Regions from separate parts of the Homo sapiens genome. Here region 1 is linked to region 2. The links are chromatin contacts, found by Hi-C or POLR2A ChIA-PET in ENCODE. All regions are on one chromosome and are shown on one strand. The core of a region is the stretch at or near the end of the contact, and the rest is flanking DNA. Distances in the headings are between cores, read along the strand shown.

Region 1 (4,698 bases), core at 2,117-4,616, 67 kb before region 2:
GACTTTTTTCCTTCTGCTGATTTTCTGATTATTTTCTCAATGACCATATACTATTTTTCCAATAAAAATACTTTATTTATTTATTTATTTATTTTTATTTGAGATAGAGTCTCTGTCTGTTGCCCAGGCTGGAGTGCAGTGGCGCGATCTTGGCTCCCTGCAACCTCTGCCTCCCGGGTTCAAGCGAATCTCCCTGCCTCAGCCTCCTGAGTAGCTGGGATTACAGGCACCCACCACCATGCCTAGCTAATTCTTGTATTTTTAGTACAGACGGAGTTTTGCCATGTTGGCCCGGCTGGTCTTGAACTTCTGACCTCAGGTGATCCACCTGCCTCAGCCTCCCAAAGTGCTGGGATTACAGGCATGAGCCACCACACCCAGACAACACTTTATTTATTAATTGGAAAAAATCACTTAGCTCAGTCTCTTTCCTCCAAGTTCAATGTCTAAAGTCATCCCGGGCAGATGATCTTTTGTTATTCTGTGAAGAGTCCCAGCGACACTAACTCTGCAGGAGCTAGTCAGTTTGGTTAATCATTCCATAGATTTACCTATGTGAGGCCCCAGAACTGGCTGACTCCATTTTCAGGATGGAAGGACTGCTTGTAATCATGTGCTCTCCCTGCTGGGCAGGGACCTGCTGTCAGGAGGCTGTGCCCTTTGAGCTGTTCCTCCAGGTGTTGAAATGAGCTTGTGCTGATCATCCAAATTCCTGCTTAGCCACCTTCATGCCCCAAAGCCTGCATTGAAGAGTGTGATGGCCAGGGCTAGAGATCAAACTTGTGCCCTTGGCCTCTTTATTGATCTGGGGAGGCTAATTGCTGGAACAAGCAATTCCCAAATCTCAGCAGCTTAATACAATAGACATTTATTATTTGCTCGGCTAATAGTCCCATTTCAACGTTTTCTGTTTCAACATTTGGCAGGAGGTCCTCCACCTGGTCGTTCGGAAACCAGGCTCTTCCACTCTAGAGTTTTCCGTTGGATCGTCTATACCTGGCCAGTCCACAGAGGAATCTTACCGGTAGGAGATGTCTGTGGGCCAGGTTTGGAAGTGGTGTACATCACATTGGCCAGGACTCATTCACATGGGCACCCCTGACTGTAAGAGCAATTGGGAAATGTAGTCCAGCTCCTGCCTGGGGAGTCCATAGCTGTCTCTGCCATGGGCCCATTCATTTGTTCAATAAATATTTTTGGAGTGTCTGCTGTCCAGGTACTCCATACATTGGTCAGTGTCCAGGCCCATGGACATTGTTTGTGTCCTGTTTGCTGTAGGAATGAGGCATTTTGTCTGTTCTCTAGGTCAGAGCCAGATTTGGAAGGGTCCTATTCAAGTCCAAGCGGAGGTCACTGTGCCTGACTTCTAATCTTTTGGAGGAGTGCACAAGGTGCTGTTACCCCTACAAACACCATAGTTCCCATATCAGTTGGGATTCAGCCCAGAGAAGAGCAACATGCCAATTATTTTAACAGAGAATTTAGCAGAAGGCATTGGTTAAACAGATCTTAGAGGATGGAAGAGGCAGAAAGTGTAGCAGAGATGGGAACTGCAGAAAGCAGAGAACACCCTTAAGACTGGGCTGACAAAGGGAAGGGATTAAGGTTATGAGAACTTTGGAGTTAATACCCTGCAGAGCTGAGACCCAGACACCTGAGGAGGAAGTGCTGCCTGGCTAGTGCTGGTGTCTCAGAGGGGGTACAGTGAGACTGGCTCAGGGACTGCCAAAAAAAGGGACTAGATTCTGGGGCCAATTGCCACTGCCTGAATGTAGGGCTATTATTAGGGAATGCTCATGGAAACAGGAGGAAAGGGAGGCACAAGCCCCTTCTTCTTCCTCCATCCTGCCATTCTCTGTCTCATTCCCCTCCTGGCAGGGCCAAACAGGGTGCAGCTGGCAAAACAGAAATGAGGTGTGCAGAGTCCCAGCCCTAGTATCACAGGGCAGAGTATAGAAAAAGTGGGTTTGAAACTGAGAGACAATAACTTAAAAAATGGTGCGGGGGCTTTGTTTCAAGCTCACACAATTTATGTTTTGGCTACATGGTGCAACCACAGTGGAGCTTCAAGGGGTCACTCACCCAGAGAAACCTCTGAGTATGATCTATTCATTCATTCATTGGTTCACTGAGCACATAACTGAATGCCAGGCATGTGCTTGGTACTGGAGATAGAGCTATAAATAAGGCAGTTCTTGCCCACAAGGAGCTCACACCACACCTGTACACACATGGCACACACATGCACACATATATGCACGTGACATAAATGAAACAAGGAATGGAGAAGCACTGAAAGATCTGGAATTAAAGACACAGGGCTTTTTTATTCTTGGCTGCTGCCACTGAAAGATTGCGTAGAAATGAGTTTAGCTTTTCTCATTGAAGAAAAATGAGAGGAGGAGAAGGTGGCATTTAACACGTCCTTGGCATGGCATGATCATTGATTGTTCTGCTGCCTGGACTTGTTCTACTGATCAGGGGTCAGATCAAGTGGAGGTTGACCTTGACTCAACAGAATGAGAAAAGTATAAAATAAATGAGGGCAGTCAATGTATGCTGGCCTCTTGGAGGCCTCTGCTTTCCTCCCTGGGGTCCAGGAGGAGTCTGCTCCTTTTCTTTGCACCCTTCAGGCATTTGCTGCAGGGTGCCCAGAGCTAAACTTTTTCTTGCATTGGGAAGGTGGTACATTTTCCATGATTCTGTGTGAGTGGAGAAGAAGGGCCCTGCAGGTATGATTTTTTCCTTTAGTGTAACAAGTTTTCCACATGGGTGTCCTCATTTGACATTAATTGAGCACCTGCTGTGTGCCAGTCACAAACAACCAGACAGACTCTGTGGATTCAAAGCAGTGAGCAGTGGGCGCTGCTGAGCCCATCCCTACCCCTCTGATCCAGGCAAGTCACGAGTCATCTGGATACCCCCTTTTTTCGTGTATTGAGCATCATGTTGCAGGGAAGCCACATACTTTCCTTGAGCCTCTGTTTTCTCATCTGTAAAATCGGAAGTGAGATTAGATGAGCTCAGGAGTCCAGCCAGTATTCATTCAGAGCCCACTCTGTGCCATACTCTGCATGTCTCTAGGCTGTCATTATGGTGACCCATTTAACTTAGCATCTCCCATACAGTCCTGATTTTATATAGTTTAATTCCTTTCAATAAAGGGACGTTCTAAATATATAACCAAATGTGATTTAATGTTTTCTGTTTTCTTTAGACATTTTATCTGAGTTGGGAAAAATGAGGCTAAGTGTTAGAGGTGGTGGCTATGGGGAAGTAATGCAGGTGTTTCTGTTATCTCTTGCTGTAACTTAGTGACTTACAGACACATACACTTATTCTTTCTCATGATCCTGTGGGTCAGCTGGGCAGACTGCCAGGTCTGAGCTGACTCAGCAGGGCTGGAAGGTCTAGGATGGCCTCACCTCCATGGCTGGCGTCTCAGCTGCAGCAGCTGCATTGTTGGGTCCTCTCTCCATGTGGTCTTGTGCCTTCCAGGAGGCTAGTCCGGGCTTGTTCACATGGTGGTGGAAGGGCCTGCAGAAGCAAGCAGGAGAGGACAAGCCTGGAAGCACAGGTGTTTCTTCATGTCTCTGCTTGAGTCAGACTTGCTATTTTCTCATGGACCAAAGCAAGTTGCAAGACCAAGCCAGAATCAGCATAGGTGGGGAGGACCCAAGGGCCATTCTGCACACAGTTTTTGCTTGATGTAATAGATACCAGATACATTCTGGAGGCTTGTTTCCACAAGGGGGCTGGCTGGCTAGAGGGAGGCCAACTGTGAAGGTGTCAAGGACATGGAGCTTGATAAGAAAAATGGTGAGGCCATTAAGAGCCAGGAAACCAGAAGGAAGAATAGATTTGACGAATGAGTTTTTTTTTTTCCCATGCAGATTGGGGTGCAGATGGGTCTCACACCAGTGCTATCTAACAGACTGCTTGAAGTCATTCAGCACATTTTTCCTGGGCTCCATCTATGTGCCAGTTTTGTGGATCCCCAGGGAACAGAGGCTGGGGTGGGGGTAGTAACATAGTAGAATCATATGAGTTCTTGACATGGACATGATGGGAGAAAAGATGAATTTACTACAGGAGAGATTCAAGACTGCTAGAAACTAGGGCCATGCATGTATGCACATGCACCACACACACACACGCACACATTCCTGCATGCACATACACATATAGACATGCATGTGCCCATACACATGTATGCTCTCTCACACACTTGTACACACATCTTCATGTGTACATGCTTGTACATGCCACATGTGTATATGCACCACATACATGCATGATCTTCCAGACAGCCTCAGAGGACTCACAGAAGCCCATCCTAGGGGATCTATGAATTGCAGAATAAAAGCTAGGCTGCAGAGAGAGGAAAAGGAAGAGGGCTGACAACAGGCCCCTGGGGGATGGCTGCCCCCCCTTGCTTTTAAGGTGAACGTTGAATCAAGACACCACCATGCTCTGTTCTGCATAATGATTCCTGAAGTACAATTTTGTAACGTCATACTTGTCCCTTTTTTTTAAGAACGGGGTTGACACATGTCTGTTTAAATTAATTTTCCCATCTCTATGGATGCATTTGGGGGAAACAAGTTTTCCTGCTTAAAAACAAAGAGGGTGGGGGTGGAGAGACTGGAAGAAAGGGAGGGGGAGACCTATTTGAAAAGGTTTCAAGATGAGTAGGCC
Region 2 (4,618 bases), core at 1,675-4,174:
CTATCAAAGGGAAAGAAACATTTTGAAAAGTTTTTCTTTTTTTTTTTAATAGAAACTTGTCTGACTGTTTCATAATAAAGTTGGCTTAGCAATGTTAGGTCCATTTAAATTATCATCGACAGGTAGGTTAGGGAAGACTATAGGGCAAAATTCTCAAACTTTCAGTATTTTCAGCAGACAAACAAGAACCAAATTATCCACACTCAGGTACTCAGAGAAGAGATGAGGGAGTCTCCTTGGGAGTGAAAGCCAAGGGTCTTCAAATCCATACTATTAAGGAGGGGACCTTGTGAAATTTGTGTTCTCAGGGTGTGTAGATGCAACCAGTTAGAGAACTGCCACGGAAGCAAAGATGTCAGTGTTGGTTGCTGTTCAGATCTTGTGCATTTGAAGAGAACCAGAATTTTTGGTACTTTTGGTAAAGAACTTTTGGTAAAGCACAAATGCATGGTTAGTTAATGAGATTCAATAGTAAAATTCATTACTGCACCTCACCCCCCTCCACAGACAACAAGTTTCTTCTAGGATTGCCCCCTACACCCCCAGCATGTTATTATGAAAAGTTTCAAACAGCACAGTTTTTCCCCAAAGTACCAAACATCACCGAACTGGAACAAGTAGTAGGAATTTGAATCAGGTAGATTCAGACACCAAATTGACTTTGCATGTTTCCTCATGACTTTTTTTTTTTTTTGGGCAGGGCCAGACTTACACATTATTGTGAAAATGTGGCTGTTCATCTTGCTGAAATAGACAAACACGATCTTCTGGCACTTTGAGCACCTCAAGTTTGAAACTGCTAATCTTCTATTTCCTGCCTCTTTCCCCCGGTTCTGTCAATCATCCTCCCACACTCCCACTTCCAAGACCCCCGAATCTCAGAGGCATCTTTTGTGCTCCCTGTCCTTTGCTTCTCCAGGTCCAGCTGGGTGACAGGTCTCCCTTGGAAACATCTCTCCCAGCCTTCCTTGTTCCTTTCTGGTTGCTACTGCCCTACTGCCCCCCAAGTTTATTGAGCATTTTTTCATGCCACATCCCATGCAAAGCACTTTCTACACATTAACTCATTTAATTCTTATAGCAGTCCTATAAGGAAGGTAATTATTATCCTCATTTTGCAAATGGGAAAATAGATCCACACTACTTTTGCCCTGATTGCTGCCCTGTTCACTGCACTCTGGAAATGCCTTGGATCTTCCATCTGGTCCACTGTTTCCCATGTTTTTGTGCCTTCCTCGTCTCTCTATCCATCCAAACTCTGCTTATTTTGCCAGGCCCTGTTCTGGCTTCTACAGCAGGAAGTGATCATTCCTTAAATCAGAGCTCTCACCACCTATACCACTCTCTTGTTCAACCTCAAACAGAGCCTTGCAAGGCATTTCTCTCCCATGTGCACGTCTTATCTTCCAAACTAGATTGCATCCCCTTGGCTGCCTGTGTGTGATAGGTATGCTGTATGGATGTACTGATTGATCATTTTTCAAAAGTAATTGCTGTTTTCATCACTTTTTTTTTTTTTTTAACATATCTCATAGTCATGATGCAGTAATGACGTTGAACAAAAAAGTAATGGTGCTAAGGCTGGGCACAGTGGCTGAGGCCTGTAATCCCAGCACTTTGGGAGGCTGAGGCAGGTGGATCACTTGAGGTCAGGAGTTCAAGACCAGCCTGCCCAACATGGTGAAACCTGGTCTGTACTAAAAATACAAAAATTGGCCGGATATGGTGGCAGGTACCTGTAATCCCAGCTACTTGGGAGGCTGAGGCAGGAGAATCGCTTGAACCCTGGCGGCAGAGGTTGCAGTGAGCTGAGATCGTGCCTTTGGTCTTAAAGGTAGTGTCCCAGTGTTTCCAAGTGCCAGGGTTAAGATCCAAATGGCCATTCGTACTACAAGAACAACCCTTCCCCCTAGATTCAGTTTATTTGCAAGGCCTAACTTCATTTCCTTGAGACCTTCTACTTGTTCTGATCATCATGATCTTTAGAACAAGAGCTCTTCCCTTCTGACTGCCTGTGATGAAAGCATTTTCTGCCCCCCTTCTTAGAGCTTCAGAAACTGACTTTCTGAAGGCACATCTAATGGTAGCACTGGAGGAAAACCCATCCCTGGCATCTGAATTCAACCCAGGTTCATGTTTAGAGCACAAATCCCACTTCTGTTCTTGTAACTTCTCATAATGACCCTTCCCCTCCACAGTGCATGCATTCTATTCAGTTCCTCTTAAGGTGGCCTTTTAAAGAAATATTTTAAATGTACTGTGACAGTGGGATAAATACTGAAGAGTGCAGTTAAACACAAGAGACTTGAACTTCAGATAATGGTCAACAAGATCATTCTGACCGGTGGTTCTATTGAGGATGACAAAAAATGATGCAAAAATATAAAGAAGCTACAGATCCATCAGTTCCCCATGAAATTGAATTAATTAATGGGTTTGTGATTAATCTGCTAGTAGACCCATTTTGCTCAATATGCACTTTCTTCTGGGGGTAGGTATAGGGGCATAGTGTTTGGTTTGTTCTTGTGAGATTAAAAGAGACACCTGGTATCACTTAGTATCAATTGGACTGGGGAGGTGGTGTTAAAGTGCTGAGCGTCCTCCAGAAGAAAGTCTGCACTGTTGTGAATACAGGGAGAGAGAGAGGATGAGTGATAGCTATAAGCAGTGGCCCTCACTTTTCAGAGGCGTGGAGCTGTTGACAGAACAAATAATCACATCTCAAAGACTTTGAAGCTCCTCACATGGTCAGCAGACAAGAGGCCGCAAGGCTCAACCATAAATGCTGGAATTAGTTCTGAGAGCAGAAGGAAGGACTTGCCTTTGCTTGAAGCCAAAACCAATCTGAAACCACAGAACCTCAGCCTGAGGGCTAGGGCTAGGCAGAAAGCTTGCTTTTGAAACCTGAGCTCTCCTTGCAACGGTGGTGGGGGTGGGGGTGTTGGTGTATGTTCCACTTGTACAAGCAAACCCTCTCATAAGTTTGACCCTGAAAAAATTACATAATCCTTTCATCACAGCGGGTTACATTTTCCAAGGGCAGAGCTTTGACTTACAACTGATTATAGGTGTATTGTTAGGACTCCAGCACCCATGCTTGATATGTGTTTGTTTCATTTCCAGTGTTACATGTATTAAGTGTCAACAATCTACACTCATGCTACCTCACGTTTGAAAATTAACTCAGGAAGTCACAAAATGAACTTTTTCCCCTCCTTAGCAATTTCCCATCTTCATTGTGTGATAAAGGTTTTTGCTAACAGCCAAGTACCACACTAGACATTAGGTAGGTTCATGGGCCTGTGGTCTGTTATCAATGTCTTGTGTTAATCCAGGCTTTCTTCCAAAGAGTTTGCAGTGCTTTTTTTCAGACATCATATCATGTCACATCTCTCCTTCCTCCTGTGTTCCCTAATCTCACTTAATGACAACACCATGAGCTCCTTTCCCTCTTCCCTTACTTCCCTGATAGCTTAATATTCCTCCACTATGCCTTTTGCATCTTCCCTCTCTTTCTCACTTTTTCTTTCCCTGTCCCAGGGCAGGCTCTTGTCATTCATACATATATATATATATGTGTGTATATATATATGTATATATATATATACACACATATACATATGTGTGTATATATATACGTGTATATATACTATATATATACGTATATATATAGTATATATACACATATATACGTATATATATACGTATATATACACATATATATACGTATATATATACACATATATACACATATATATATATATATGGTCTCACTCTGTTGCCCAGGCTGGGGTGCAGTGGCACACTTATGGCTCACTGTAGCATCAGTCTTCTGGGCTCAAGTGATCCTCCCACCTCAGCCTTCTGAGTAGCTGGGACTACAGGTGCATGACAACACACTCGGCTAATTTTTTTTTTTTTGTGGAGATGAGGTTCCTCCATATTGTCCAGGCTGGTCTCCAACTCCTGGGATCAAGCCTCCTACCTCGGCCTCCCAAAGTGCTGTGATTACAGGCGTGAGCCACTGCACCCAGCCATGCTCTTGCTGTTTCTTGCTTGGAGTATTGCCATGGTCTCCATGAGCCCATCACTCCTCTCCTCCAAAACCACACTAGTCTCAACTGATTCACTTGTCGTTTGGTCCCTTTGGACTTTTCAAACCTCATCTGTCAGGACCTCTCTCCCTTTTCCCCCACACCATTCCCTGAACGCACTATCCATTTACATGCATTCCTTGGCTCAGCTGTTTACATCATCTGCACTGCCCACCCCCCCACCCCACCGACAACATCCTGCATGCCTATCACAGTTCATCTTAAGTGTTACTGCATGGAAAGCCCACCCTGATTGATATCCATAGGCAGAATTCATCACTGTTCACCCTTATGCTCTGGGAGCCCTTTATTGTGAGCTCAATTTCAGCATTTAGTTCAGTCTAACTTTAAAAAAATAGTTAATTACGTGCTTGAAAACAATTAGATTGCAAACCCCTTGAGCCAGGGACTATGTCTTATTTGTCTCTGTGGCCCACTATAGCAACCAGCTAGTGGCCTGGCCCTAATGACAACCTGGTAAATGAACAGAGTGAGCGATATCCCTGTATCAAAGGTAAAGAAAG

The links. A loop is a pair of places that touch in the nucleus more often than their neighbours do. ChIA-PET counts read pairs that join two places held with the same protein, here RNA polymerase II (POLR2A). Pooled maps may share reads with other maps.
Region 1: a pooled map shows a loop between it and region 2 (5-fold over the local background). The contact joins two enhancer-like sites. A Hi-C loop is called at or near these places in 1 of 168 maps with a recorded cell type or tissue (endothelial cell of hepatic sinusoid) and 4 of 50 pooled maps. POLR2A ChIA-PET finds 5 or more read pairs at or near these places in 2 of 52 experiments (WTC11 and activated naive CD4-positive, alpha-beta T cell).

What each region holds. Positions count from the first base shown.
Region 1 is chrX:17,544,430-17,549,127 of GRCh38, forward strand. The region is part of intron 1 of NHS (NHS actin remodeling regulator); the gene reads left to right. All of the region lies in intron 1 of LOC101928389 (a long non-coding RNA gene), which reads left to right. Among named protein-coding and RNA genes, the nearest start is that of NHS-AS1, 12 kb to the right of the region's middle. RefSeq lists enhancers at 3,103-3,619, 3,501-3,610, 3,620-4,134, 4,650-4,698. Within about 2 kb of position 3,367, at least 3 of the 41 ENCODE cell types and tissues checked have a DNase peak (open chromatin) inside an H3K27ac peak, as active enhancers do.
Region 2 is chrX:17,611,512-17,616,129 of GRCh38, forward strand. The region is part of intron 1 of NHS (NHS actin remodeling regulator); the gene reads left to right. Among named protein-coding and RNA genes, the nearest start is that of NHS-AS1, 55 kb to the left of the region's middle. Within about 2 kb of position 2,925, at least 2 of the 41 ENCODE cell types and tissues checked have a DNase peak (open chromatin) inside an H3K27ac peak, as active enhancers do.